Linked DNA regions of Homo sapiens: region 2 is linked to region 1. A link is an interaction called in ENCODE POLR2A ChIA-PET data of the cell type or tissue named here. Cell type or tissue: OCI-LY7. All regions are shown on one strand. Each heading gives the region's core, and the rest is flanking DNA. Links, peaks and the distances in the headings are about the cores only.

Region 1 (7,711 bases), core at 3,712-7,711:
GCCAACCTCTGTCATTGAACTGATGGATTTAGATTAGAATTGATATTTAGGGTTTAAGTCTGTCACTGTATTACTTGTTTTCTGTTTCTCATTTCCTTTTCTTTTCCTTCCTGTAGATTACCTCAGCATTTTCTAGAATTCCCTTCTACTTTATTCATGTATTTAAAAATCATATAACCTTGTATTGTCCTCCTGGTGATTGTACTCTCTCTCTCTCTCTATATATATATATATGCACACACACACATATACATATGTATAGATGTAACTTATCATAGCCTCCTCATATAAAAATGGTACCACTTTGAGTGAAGTATTGAATGTTTACTTCCATTTAGGCCCCTTGACACTTCCTACTTTTTAAATAAAATGTTCCTAAGTATTTTACATTGAGCACTACATCATATGGTGTTAGGTTTGCTTCAGCCATCAAATATGATTTAAGAAACTTTCGAGAAGGTGAGTCTATTGCCTTTACCTCTATTTTCACCCAGTGTGCCAGCCTGCTAAGACTGCCGTAACAGCATACCACAGGCAGGCAGCTTAAACAACAGAAATGGATTTTCACACAGTTCTGCGGGCTGGAAGTCCAAGATCAAGGTGCCAACAGGAGTGTTTCTCATGAGCCTCTCTTCTCAGGGTGCAGACGGCTGCCTTCTTGCTGTGTCCTCACATGGCCTTTTCTCTATGCAAGTGTGTCGCTGGTATCTCTTCCTTTTCTTATATAAACAACAGTCCTCCTGGATTAGGGCTTCACCCTCATGACCCCATTTTACCTAACAACCCGTTTACGGGCCCTATCAAGAAATACAGTCACATCGGGGATTGGACTTTCAACACGTGAATTTTAGAGGAATGCAATTCAGTCCAGATTGCTTTTTTCTATTCAGAAAAAAAATTAAACAATTCATGAATTTCTGTGTCATCCTTGTGCAGGGGCCATGTTAATTTTCTCTGCATGGTTTCAATTTTAGTCTAAATGTTGCCAAAGTCATCGTGCCAATAGGTTTTTGAATACTTAAATAACTGCTATTGACTGAGTCTCTTTCTCACCATAGAACTTGGAATTTAGAAATTTTTAATGATATAGACTCATTTTCAAAAGCAAGTTAACATCTCTTCATCTCAGTTGACAGGACCTCAACATACCCCTAAAGCATTATACGTTTACCAGTGTATTGGGGCAGTTGGTGACATTTGAATTAGTCTGTAAATTAGATAATAGTATTATGGCAACCTTCAACTTCCCGAATTTCGTCATTTTACTGAAGTTATGTAAGGGAATAACCTTTTTATTGGGAGATATATGAGGAAGTTATTTAGGGGCTAAGGATCATTATATCTGTAAATCACCCTCAAATGATGAAATCTGAACATAATTAAGTGCATATGCAAGTATCTACACATATATGCAAAGAGAGAAAGAGAGACGTGAAACATGTTTTATGAGACAATGTGACAAAATGTTTACGATTGATACATCTAGCTGAAGGAGTCATTTTATTATGACTGCAACTCATGTGTAAGTTTGAAATGTTTTCTAAATTAACAGTTTGAAACTTACACATTAAAAAACAAAAAACCCCACTTTACCTGGAGGTATCATGCATTCCAAGATAAAAATAGAATGAGTTCTACTTTTTCTTCTGTAAATACTATTATTAGTAAAGACAGATTTACTAGAAAACAAAATTACGATGTGAACCTCAACTGTATTCAGTAGTCAGTGCGTGTTTCCAAGCATGGATAAGAGCGTCAGAGAATTAATAATAATCAATTGTTATTGATTTCCTTGGGATATCTTGGGAGACCCAATGGTGTTGTCTGAGATGGGGGATGCGGGGAATGTGGGCTAACCCTAAGCAAATGGACGAGTTTACTTGGAGTTAGAAATAGTTTGAAACAAAATCTGGAAGCAAAGAAATTTTCTGCAGTTGAAGACTGGAAGAAAACCAACTAGATTCCTGTACTCAGACAGTCAATTGGATAGTGTTCTGATTAAAGTGGGTGGTTACTTATGTAAACCCTTGAAAACAAGGACACGTATTTGAGAACTCAGGTAACTAATTTGACAGACCATTTCAGAGCAGTGAAACATTCAAAATGGGTTGGGAAAATGAAAACATAAAAAAGAAACAGAGGCCATGCACTGTGGCTCATGCCTATAATCCTAGCACTTTGGGAGGCTGAGGCAGGAGGATCACTTGAGGCCCTGGTTTGAGGCCAGCCTGGGCAAGATAACAAGACCCTGTCTACACATACACACACAAACACACACACACACACACATAGACACACACGTAGGCAGGTCTGTGGCCAGGGCGTTGGGGCCCCTGTTATAAAGGACGCAGATGAACGGTCAGGTGGGGAATATGCAGGGTGAGGTCTGAAGGGTCCTGAGTGCAGCAGCTGGGGGGTGCCACCCTCCTGGCACCTGGATACGTTTACTAACCTGGAAGCTCATCAAATACAGTTATTAAGAGATTTTATAGAGGTTGATTACCAGCACCCCCACTCCCTTTCCCAGAGGCAGGTGGGTGAGGCTGAAAGTTCCCACCCTCTACTGGCATGGTCTTTCTCATGCCCACCCCATCCTGAGGCTGTCCCAGGACCCAGCCTCGCTTACTTTGTTAGCAGGCACTCAGGTGTGATGGGAAGGGGCTCCTGGCCAACACCAAAGACAGCCCTGACACTCAGGAAAGGCGTTTAGGGGCTGCGTGCCAGGAATGGGGGACAAAAACCCAATTTATTTAAAATAAAATTTTTTAATTTAAAAATTGTTTCAGAAATTAAAAAAAAATAATTTTTTTTTTTTTTTACTTTTGAAAGCTGTTTAACTTTTTTTTTTTTTTTTTAAATGAAATAGATTTCTTGTCATTCCACAGGGTGGTAGAGATCAAATCCAGGATGGGACATGAGGGCTTAACCCTAACCCTAACCCCTAACAGGAAAGACCTGTGCTTCTCAAGCAGGGGAAGCACCCCCAGGAACTGAGGAGAAAAGGGCCCTTCAAGAGCAGGTAGTGCACAATTCCTGGGCATTGACTGCACCTGAAGATACGCGCAAAAAACCATTCTTACAACGAGAAAGCAAACACAAGTACTTTAAGCAGTAAAAGGAAAGTTAACGAGATTTTTTGAGTAAAACATGTGACTTCAAAGAGATTTTTACCCTTGAAGTGAGCTGAGTCCCAGATGTGCTGGGCTGTGAAGTCGCCTTCCTCTGACACTGGTGGGTCTTCAGGGAAGCCGGGGAGAAACTGTATTAGTCTGTTTTCACCCTGTTGGTGAAGACATACCTGAGACTGGGTAATTTATAAAGAAAAAGAGGTTTAATGGACTCACAGTTCCACATGGCTGGGGAGGCCTCACAATCATAGTGGAAGGCAAAAGGCATGCCTTACATAGCCGCAGACAAGAGAGAGTGAGGACCAAGCAAAAGGGTTTTCCTCGTAGAAAACCATCAGATCTCGTGAGACTTACTCACTGCCATGAGAACGGTATGGGGGAACTGCCCCTGTGATTCAATTATCTCCTACCAAGTCCCTCCCACAACAAGTGGGAGTGATGGGAGCTACAATTCAAGATGAGATATGGGTGGGAACACAGCCAAACCATACCAGAAACAGTACCTTTTTTTTTTTTTTTTTTTTTTTAAGATCTATAAATATAAAGGCAGTGTAGAAACCTCAGGGAGCCTGGACTTGGCACAGCCTAGAACTAACACAGTTCAGATTCGCTTTGCCTGGAGGACTGGAAGGATGGGCCTGCCTGGGGTATGAGAGACCAGAGCTTTCTGGCAAAAATCCTCAGCCCAAGGTTAGGCACAGTGCAAATTTGGTCCCAGGACATCAGGCCAGTTTGAGAGGCCCAAAGAGCTATGCCTGAGTCCCAGAGGCCAGTGGATTAGTTCAAGAACATTAAACCAAGGTGTGTGTTGCAAGAAATTTCGCTAAGGTGTTTGTTGCAAAAGATACATTAAAATCTTAAGTCCTGGGGCCTGTGAAGTGGCCTTCTTTGGAAATAGGATTTTTGCAGATGACATCGAGATGTGAGCTAGGATGAGGTCATCAGGGTGGGTCCTAATCCAACATGACTGATGTCCTTACTGAAGAACATCTGAAGAGGAGGAGAGACACACGGGGTCATGGCTGTGTGAAGACGGAGGTGGAGACCGGGCTGACGCACCAGCAATGCCAGAAGAGGGAAGAGGGGAGGGAAGCTTCCCAGGAGGGAGCACGGCCCTGCCGATACCGTGATGTCAGGCTTCTGGGATCCAGAACTGTAAGGGAACAAATTTCTGTTGTTTAAAGGCACCCAGTTTGTGATGCTTTACAACACACCACAAATGATGGATGACGAATACAGCATCCATCATAACACAGAAGCCCAGTGACCCAGCAGCCGCGGTGGCGCGCTCTGGCAATTTCCAAAGAGACCGCTGCTAGCGTCCCAGCAGTTATATCCACACTGAGTTAGACACTAATGGGGTTTGGGACACAAGACCCTGAAATCTGGCACCTTGCATATTCCCGCAGTTCACTGCCATCAGGTGACACCCGCTCTGTGTACTCACCCTTTTCCACCACTGTCCGCTCTCCATCAAGCTTAGCCTAAAGATACACAGGCCTCCCTGTGCCTTTTGGTCTTCATATCTAAAGGTGCCTGTGTCATGTAAAAATTACATACAATGAAATAAATTCGCCTGCTTTTCTCTTGTTTATCTGTCTTTTATGATAGGTGTCTCAGCCATAAACCTAGCAATGGGTGAGGAAATAACTTTTTCTTCCCTTACAGAACTGGATTCAGCACCGCAAAACTGAAACCGCCTCCAGAAAAGAGCCTCTTGCGAGAACGCAGAGGCTTGCCTTTCTCTCCTGTCGCTGAGAGTCCCTGGCTGGCTTGGGGACCCCATGGTGCTGCTCGCTCTTGCCTGTTGCTGGTGGGGGCTTCCTGCTCCTGACCTCATACTACCTCTGCGGCAGAGGGCCTGAGACAGAGGGGATCCCTGCCCATCCCGCCAGCCCTCTTCTCAGGAAGCTTCTGGAATCTCCACCCAAAAACTTCACTGACATTCTGCTGACCAGAGCGTGGTCATATGGCCACCCCATCTCACAAGGGGGCTGGAAAAATGCATTTTCTTCAGCTGCGCACCTTATACCCCACAGCAGTACCTACGGGCCTGGTAGTGAGGAAGAGGATGGGTAACGGAAGTTAGGTCAGCAGCTAGCAGTGTTGGCCACCAGGGGAGAGTCACAGCCACTTTCTGGGCCTGGTGGTGACTTCACATTGGTTGCCAGGAGGATGATTTTGAAGATACCGTAAGTGTTAGTAATAGTAACGCTGCTACCGGAGTGCTAGGAATGATGGCAGCTGGGGCTGGAGCTCCTGCTGAGCTGGGGAGAGAGAGCCTGGCTGTGCTTTCTTGTTTCAGTTTGTTTTGCTTTGTTTGTTTTACCTGCAGGCCTGTCGAGCCCTCTTGTAACTAATCTTCCAGTGTCTGCCGCTGAAGGTGTCCAGTAGCTAACTTCAGGACTCTGTCATCCCCTCTTCATTTGGGGGAATTTCCTCTACTTACTTGAAACATTCAGATTTTCCACTGTCAGTTTTGGGTGAATGAACTATGCTTATTACTTTTAATAAAAGTCTTCAAAATCTCATCAGTGCCATGTCTTTTTCTTAGGCCTTGAAAATCATTCTTGGTTTATTTTTGAGAAATATTTAGGCCAGGTGTCGTGGCTCATGCCTGTAATCCCAGCACTTTGCGAGGCTGAGGCAGGAGGATTACTTGAGGCCAGGCTGGGCCACATATCGAGATTCCGTCTCCACAAAAACTAAAAAATTAGCCAGATGTCATGGTGCATACCTGTAGTCCCAGCTACTTGGGAGACTGAGGTGGAAGGATGACTTGAGCCCAGGAGCTTGAGGCTGCAGTGAGCTATGACACTGCCAGTTCACTGCAGTATGGGCAACACAGTGACACCCTGTCTCAAAAAAAACACCAACATTAATTTAAAAAAATTCAAATAGTCATGAAAATCGTTCTTGATTTCAGTTTTAGAGTGCTGCTTATTATTTTGAAAGACTTAATCTTAGTTAAATTGTATGTTCTGTTTCCAAATTTCTCCTTACTTGTAACTTAAAATTGATGTCTCCTTTATATATTGAAATGTCGTTTCTGAGATATTTCAGTCGTGAGATTTTTTTCGGTTTGGTGCTATTCTGGTGTCTAATAATAATCACTTAGGAAAAAACACAAAGATAATTTCCCAGGCTTAAGTGTTTTTTTTCTTTAGTAGATTCAATGTACCTTTAATTTCACTAAACACATATTGAGAGATTCACTTCCCATTTTTACACAGAGCCCGTCATAATGTCCTAATTAATAAGTGTGCTCCATATACTTGGGACTAAAAGAACAGAAAATTTTCCTGTTTGGATAAAAGTCCTGATGCTCATGTTTGACAGCGATACATGCTATTTTGGGGAATTTAACAGGATGAAGCGATGCCTAGCGACCCGAGGCTGCATTTTTTTCTGCCTTGTTTGACGCACACACACCCTGTCTTGTTCCCATACCAGCCCTGCCCCGCAGCAGCCGCATGTCCGCTGTGCATTTTGTGTTTGTCGTGTACCTGTGCAAAGCCCATGTTGTTCTGTCTGCATGTTCTTGTCTCCTCTGTTCCTTTTTTCCATTCAGTGCCTCCAGGTCTCTATGTCTGTCTCGAATCCGATGCTTCTCAGCACTGCACCATCATCTGTGGTGAGGCTTCCACTCCATTTTCCTTATCTGTTGTCCCTGGATGGTTTAGATTTGTGAAAGGGGCATTAAAGACAGGTCAGAGTAACCAACTGTGGTAACATCAGATGGAAGAGTGGCCCAGGCCAGGGAGACCCTGTGCAAAACCTCAGGTGGGAGTAAGCCTGCCGCTTACAGAGAACAGAAGTCAGGCTGGCCTCACTTGCACCGAGGGCATGGCTATAGGAGGATGCATAGAGGTAGAAGGGGCCAAATTAGACAGCCGACCTCCCTGAAAAGGGACTCCTGAGAAATTGAAAGGCAGAAATGGTCAATTCTCTTTAACCAGCTAAAGCGTTTGAAATTCCCACTATGTGCCAAGTTTTCTGCAGACTGTGTCTTCACCCTTACAATGGATTCAGTGTTGTGGTCCTTACTGTACTGATGAGGCTCAGGAGGCTCTGAGCTGAGTCACTCATCACAGTCACAGGAAAAGAGCCGGCCTGGGATTTCCACCCAGAACAACTCCACTCGCCCATACAGGCGCCCCTGCATCTCCACAGTGCAACAGACCGCAAGACCCTGCTGTCCTGAGTGACGGTGAGTTGAGCCAGCCATGAAGGACCTCTGGGTTTTCTCTCAGAGATGACTGAAGGAAAAGAGTATGGGCAAATCTGAAAGGAGATTAAGAACTGAAATCCCCAGGCCAGGCATGGTGACTCGCCTGTAATCCCAGGCACTTTGGAAGGCTGAGGTGGGTGGATCACTTGAGGTCAGGAGTTCAAGACCAGCCTGGCCAACATGATGAAACCCCATCTTTACTAAAAATACAAAAAAATTAGCCAGGCATGCTGGCACACACCTGTAATCCCAGCTACGCGTGAGGCTGAGGCAGGAGAATCGCTTGAACCTGGGAGGCAAAGGTTGCAGTGAGCAGAGATTGTGCCATTGCACTCCAGCCTGGGCGACAGAG
Region 2 (6,977 bases), core at 1-4,000, 210 kb before region 1:
TTTATTGATTGTAGAATGCCCTAGGTTGTGATATTCCTTTGCCATTTACAAAGCACTTTTACCAACTTTTTTTACTTTCACTCTCATCCACCATACAAAGTAGGCAGGGTAAAATCTATTAACCATGTTTCACAGAGTCAGAAAGCACAAGCTCCATGTGTGTAAGTGACTTCTGAAGGTCACCCCGCTGATGGATTAGGAAGTGAGGCTTGCACCATGAGCACCACATTCATTCAGCATGCGCTGGCTGGTCCCCTCCATGGTGCAGGCTCACACATGGTAGCAGCGATACAGAGAAAAGGACAGGCTCCTTGCTCTCATCTCTAAGGAAATTGAGCCGAGCTCTCCCGACTCGATATTTAATGCTAAATCCAGTCATCTGCAGTAATCCATGAGCACCATTGTGGCTTCCTTTGTTGTTATTCAACTGTAACTATATCAGAGGATTGCCCTCTACTGAAGTATGTAATCCTAGGATGCATACAAGTTTTGCTGCTTTAACAGTTCTTCAAAAAAATTAAATGTTATCACGTAGCCCAGAATGGAACTTCTGGGTATATACCCAAAAGAATTGAAGGCAGGGACGCAAAGAGACATGTGTCCACCCATGTTCATAGCAGCACTATTCACAACAGCCAAAAGGTGGAAGCCACGAGAGTGTCCCTCGGTGGATGAATGGGTAAGCAAAACGTGGCATGCACACACAGCGGAACATTGTCCAGCCTGCAGAAGGAAGGAACTTCTGACCCCTGGAGGAAGCTTAGGGTGTTATACTAAGTGAAATGGGCCAGTCACAGAAAGACAAACATTGCATAATTCCACTCCTATGAGGTCCCTGGAGGAGTCAGATTCACACAGACGGACAGTAGAAGGGTAGGTGTTGGGGGCTGGGGGACAGGGAGTTGTTGTTTAATGGGGACAGAGTTTCAGTTTGGGAAGGTGAAATGCTCTGTGGATGGATGGTGGTGATGTTGGCACCACAATGTAAATGGGCTTAATGCTGCTAAACTGTGCACTTAAAAAGGGCTTTGATGGTCAATTTTATGTCATACATATTTTACCGTAACAGAAAAATCCTTCTGCCTTAAAAATTAAGGCCCTCCTTTTCAGCCTGTCTGTCATGTGTCTGGAAAGAGTACTAGTTTACCATGTGGCTGGCCTGGGAGGAGTCCCACTGCAGTACCTTAGGGTTGGCTTTGCCTTAAGAAACAGTGGTCACACCGAAGACATGGCACCGCCCTCCTCCTGGTCCCCAGCTTGCCGGCGTAGGATGCCGCTGGAGAAACGTGCTGTCAATCTGAATGTCCTTAGTGAAGGGCGTGCCGGTGTCCTGTCGTTCCCTCCTAGGTCCTGAAGCGTCAAGGCTATGATGCGGCGTGTGACATCTGGAGTTTGGGGATCCTGTTGTACACCATGCTGGCAGGGTAAGCAGTCACCTCAAACAGGTGTCAGGAGGAGACACAGGGCAGCAGCCTCAGTGGCTGATCTGTCAGGGGACCAGGGCCAGCCCTGTCCTAGTGTGCGCATGTGGGCAAACCCAACGTGTATGCAAACACTCCCAGGCCTTGAGTGAACACTCGCAGACTTTCTTAGCCCCTCAGGACAACTGAACAACAAGGACAAGAAATGTAGCCACCCATTTTCTTTAAACTCAGCTCATGAACAAAACATCAAGTCTTTTGCCAGCATAGTCCCCATTCTCTCTGCTGCACCTGCCACTGTTTTAAAAGGTAGCAACAGATGTGCCTTCCAGACATCCTCTTAAACCGAAAGCCCCATAGCAGCTTCAGGGTCAAACAGCATCTGTACCTGGGTTTCGTGGTCATGAGTCATGCACGGGCCGGTTCATTGTGGTAAGACACGTGGTGTTACAGAAAGTGGCCTGGGCCTGCCATCCAGACAGCTGACTTCCATCTGAGCCCCACTCGCCACTAGCCGTGACTCTGGGCTAAACACTTTAACCTGTACCAGCCTCCCTTCCCTCTCCCCTGAGTGAGAAGAGGACACACCATGGTTGCTTCTAGGCAGGAAGGTCTAGGATCTTACAAGATCCGCTGGTTCCTATTACGTTTATTAAATACTTGAATGGAGGCAAAAAGAAAAGAACCCTAGACCATCGAATCCTGTTTGCTGTAGCAAAATGGCTTGAATGCCCTCATGAGAATGAATGAGCTTGGCCTGCTTTTCACTTATTTCATCATAAGTCAACAGGTAGTGTCCACAGCAGAAGGAGAGTAAATCAGGCCCTGAAGCCGCACCCTGAGGACTGCAGTAGCAAAGGAAGGAACCTCAGTTTCTTACCAATACCACAGTCAGGTTACTTTGTGACGCTTCTAATACTCACTTTGCCTATACGGAAAACTAGATCACACACTTTCCCACTAGAGGAAGCGCTGGCAGCACACGTGTCCTTCCTTTCCTAGGAGTGTGTGGGTGTGTTTTAAGGTGGGACACCATGAACACCTCCCACGCGCTTGGAATATGGCCAGAGCTGCACCAAGCATGTATGTGTATTTGTGCATACACTCTGCATTTGCAGTGGAGGCTCAAAAAGTTAACTTGTCAAAGAACACAGAGTTGGGAATACATCCACCGTGGGTCTCTCAGACTCCACGTCTCAGGCTCTCTCGCATGATGCCACACCATCACCGTGGAAACCACGGCACCAGGCAACTCACTAGGCCACCCCATCCCAGTTTACCTGGGTCCGGAGGGGATACAGCACAGGTCTCACAGGGCTCTCCCACTTGCCCATCAACCTCTAGCCACCCAATTGCTAAGGAAGGAAAACGGGCATAGTGTTAGAGGTAAGTTCCGCTTTCCCATGAATCCTGGCTTCAGAGCAGAGGAGGGAGAAGCAAAGTGCTATTCCTTTGAACAGCCAAGGGGTGATATCAACTTGCAAACTTTATTTTAGGTTGTAAAATACAAGCTCATTACCACAAATTTGTCTAATTATACAGATTTACCCCTTTTGCAAATGGGCCAGACGATACCCCTGAGGAGATTCTGGCGCGGATCGGCAGTGGGAAGTATGCCCTTTCTGGGGGAAACTGGGACTCGATATCTGACGCAGCTAAAGTGAGTACATGTCCCAGCGTTGCTTTTAAATATTCAGATTCTGAAATAGCCATATGATTTCTGAGGAAGCCAGGGGATAGGTTTTATGTAAGTAGTATAGGTATTTTATCCTCAGCATATTTTTTTTTTTTTCTTGAAATGGAGTCTCGCTCTGTCTCACCCAGGCTGGAGTGCAGTGGCACAATCTTGGCTCACTGCAGCCTCTGCCTCCTGGGTTCAAGTAATTCTCCTGTCTCAGCCTCCCAAGTAGCTGGGACTACAGGCGTGTGCGACCACACCCGACTAACTCTTTTGTATTTTTAGTACAAAAAAGTTTTGTACTAAAACTTTTTTGTTTCACCATGTTGGCCAGGCTGGTCTTGAACTCCTGACCTCAAGTGATCCACCCACCTCAGCCTCCCAAATTGCTGGGATTACAGGTATGAGCCACCACACCTGGCCTTATCCTCGGCATCTTTTAAGCCTTTCATCTAAAAACATTATTTTCAAAAACATTTTTAGCATTTTCACATTTTCCACTATCTTGGTATCTTATGCAGGGTTCTCCAAAGAAACAAACAGAACATGCGTGCGTGTGTGTGTGTGTGTGTGTGTGTGTGTGTGTATAGAGAGAGAGATTTATTTGTAAGAAATTGGCTCACGTGATTGTGGGGACGGGGAAGTCTGTGACTGCAGGGCAGCCGGCAGGCTGGAGCCCCAAGGAGAAATGGATGGGGCAGTTGCCCACCACAGGCTATCTGCCACAGAATTCCCTCTTCCTCAGGGGAGCAGTCTTTTTCCTAAGGAGGCCTTCCACTGATTGGATGAGGCTGACCCACATTGTGCAGGGTAACTGCTTTACTCAAGTCGACTGACTTAAGTGTTAACCACATCCTGAAAAACACCTTCACAGCAACCTCTAGACTGGGTAACATAACCCAGCCATGATGACATATAAAATTAACCACCATGCTTTTAGTGATATTGCAGAATGATTGCCCTGCATGTTCATAAACCAAACAAACAAGTAGAGCTCTTGTCCAGAGGTATACTTCTGTTCTTGTAAAATACTTTGAATTTGGCCTTGTCTGCAGTCCACACAGTTTATGACCGGCCTTATTTCGTTTGCCCATCAGACGCTTTTTTACTTGGCATCATCAAATTCCTCTCTAATCCAATAGTAAATCATAATCCAGCCACTGGTAAGCAGCACCAACAGCTGTTCCCGTGTTCATGTAAAAGGGCTGAAAGAGAAGGAGTCAGGGGCTCTGATTCCAATTCTGCTGTTGACATCTCAGTGCAACTTCATGCAGTGAGCGTGGAGGTGATGATTGTAGAGATGATGGTGGAGGTAATGGCGGGAATGATGATGGAGGTGATGGTGTAGGGATGGCAGAAGTGGTGGCAGAGGTGGCGACAGCGATGATGGAGGTGATGGTGAAGGCATGGTGGAGGGAATGATTGTGGAAATGATGGTGGAGATAATGGCAGGAGTGATGATGGAGGTGATTGTGGAGGGATGGTGGAGGTGACGATTGTGGAGATGATGGTGGAGGTAATGGTGGGAGCAGGGATGGAGCTGATGGTGGAGGTAATGGTGGGAGCAGGGATGGAGCTGATGGTGGAGGGATGACAGAAGTGGTGGCAGAGGTGGCGGGAGTGATCGTGGAGGTGATCATTTTGGAGGTGATGGTAGGAAATGATGGAGGTGATGAAGGGATGGCAAAAGTGGCAGAGGTGGTGGCAGTGATCATGGAGGTGACGGTGGGAGTGGTGGGAGATGATAGTGAGAGATGATGGTAGTGATTGTGGAGGTAATGGTGGAGGTGATGGGGATGATGGTGAGGCTAATGAGGGTAATGGCAGAGATGATAGTGGAGGTGATGGTGAAGATAATGGAAGGTAATGGCAGAGATGATGGTGGAGGGTGATGGTAGAGGTGATGGAGGAGGGATGGCAAGGGTGACGGCAGAGGTGACAGAGAAAAAATGGTGAGGGTGATGGTGGAGGTGGTGGTGAAGATGATGGCGAGGGTGATGGTAGGGTTGATGGAGAAAGGATGGCGAGGGTGATGGTGGAGGTGGTGGTGAAGATGATGGTGAGGGTGATGGTGGGGGTGATGAAGGATGGTGAGGGTGGATGGTGGAGGTGATGGAGGAAGGATGGTGAGGGTGATGGTGGAGATGGTGAGGATGATGGTGGAGGTGGTGAAGATGATGGTGAGCGTAATGGTGGGGGTGATGGAGGAGGATGGTGAGGATGATGGTGGAGATGGTGAAGATGATGGTGAAGGTGATTGTGGTGAGGGTAATGGTGGGGGTGATGGAGGAAGGACGGTGAGGATGATTGTGGAGGTGATGGTGAAGATTATGGTGGGGGTGATGGAGGAATGATGGTAAGGGTGATGGTGGAGGTGGTGGCAGAGGTGATGGCAGCTGGCATTTAGTGAGCATATCCCAGATGTCAGACCCTGACAGTCCAAATGCTCCTGTCCACACCCTCACTTTGTCTTAAATGAGTGTAGATGTCTTAGTTCTGGTTCCCAAAATAGAGCCTCAGACTAGGACGTGGGTGCTGGTGGTGTGTCTGGAAGGCCATCTTGGAAGCTGGCATGGGAGCAGGGAGAAGGTGTTGGAAAAGGAGCAAAGTCAAGGACAAGGGCACATTGTCAAGATCGCTGCTGCAGGCAGAGGTCTCTGCCGCCTCACAGGGCCTCACCAACCCTTCCTGCCCTTCACCACCAGTCCCTACCACCACCACATCCCCCGTCTTTCCCCTGTGCCTCTTCCTTTCTCTTACTTAGCACACAACAGAACCTCCAGTCCTCCAAACACCAGCAAAGCTACAAATTAGTATGTCTTTCTCCACATCCTACAGGTATGAAGTAAAAATACTGCTTCTCTCAGTGTCATGACTATAAGATCGTGAAAAGAGTTATTAAAGCCCTAAAGGCTTTTGTTTTTACACCTGAAAATGACAACACTCATTTTTCTAGGAGATACTTGTTTCAAGAAATTACCAAGGTCAATGTTATCAAATATCAAAAGGCATTAGATTTTTCTGTATAAAAAAGATATTGTTATTGTGCATAGTATTTCTTAGTTGTTTCATGACCCAAAATTCTAATGAGTAATTCAACTTCACATTCTATATGCATTCTTTTTTGTTTGTTTGTTTGTTTGAGATGGACTCTTGCCATGTAACCCACTCTGGAGTGCAATGGTGCAATCTCAGCTCACTCCAACCTCTGCCTCCTGGGCTCAAGTGATTCTCCTGCCTCAGCCCCCCAGGTAGCTGGGATTATAGGCGCATGCCACCACACCCAGCTCATTTTTGTATTTTTAGAAGAGACGGGGTTTCACCATGTTGGCCAGGCTGGTCTCAAACTCCTAACCTCAAGTGATCCACCTGCCTCAGCCTCCCAGAGTGCTAGGATTACAGGCATGAGCCAACGCGCCCAGCCGCATTCTAATTCATTTTATTACCTCTTCAAATGTGGTGGGAACACTAAGGAAGGAGGGTAGGCTAGTGGAGAGAATATGGATTCTCATCTTGGATCTTCCTCAGGCAGTAATGTCTTCATCTGCAAATTAGGAAAAGTAATATTTGCCCCATTTACCTCAAGGATGATTATGGTGATTAGAGCAGAAGCATCAGGTTTGTCCGCAAATGTAATTCACACTGTAACCAAGTACTCTGCAAATGTAATTCACTGTAATAGAATGTGCACTGTATTGTATGTGCATGTGTACACACATGTAGAATCTTGTTTTAGAGGTTTTTACTGCTACGACTTTACAATGAAATGGAAAAATACCATTATTGCACATGAACCCACTGGACATATCTGATGGCTCCAGATTGTAGATTTTGCGGTTTCTGATTATTTGTAGTAAATATTTATGGGTAGTCCTGAT

Evidence for each region. ChIA-PET counts read pairs that join two places held together with the same protein. Peaks named below come from ENCODE experiments on the same cell type or tissue, not always from the same donor. Only the 100,000 strongest peaks of a DNase experiment are listed, where the experiment ranks them.
Region 2: POLR2A ChIA-PET joins it to region 1 with 6 read pairs; 2 of 35 experiments call an interaction of 5 or more read pairs at or near these places.

The regions. Positions count from the first base shown.
Region 1 is chr6:166,202,687-166,210,397 of GRCh38, reverse strand. It overlaps the pseudogene RNU6-153P. Among named protein-coding and RNA genes, the nearest start is that of LNCDAT, 38 kb to the right of the region's middle. RefSeq lists an enhancer at 3,806-5,005. In OCI-LY7, for the core only: a CTCF peak has its summit at 5,246 (motif pointing right); a DNase peak (open chromatin) is centred at 5,227; H3K4me3 peaks cover 1,887 bases; H3K27ac peaks cover 1,829 bases.
Region 2 is chr6:166,414,329-166,421,305 of GRCh38, reverse strand. RPS6KA2 (ribosomal protein S6 kinase A2) reads left to right here. Exons shown (of 21, transcript NM_021135.6): 18 at 1,348-1,424; 19 at 2,964-3,081. The region is part of intron 1 of LOC124901460 (a long non-coding RNA gene); the gene reads right to left. Among named protein-coding and RNA genes, the nearest start is that of MPC1-DT, 35 kb to the right of the region's middle. RefSeq lists an enhancer at 1,715-1,784. In OCI-LY7, for the core only: no CTCF peak of the experiment used is centred there; a DNase peak (open chromatin) is centred at 1,795.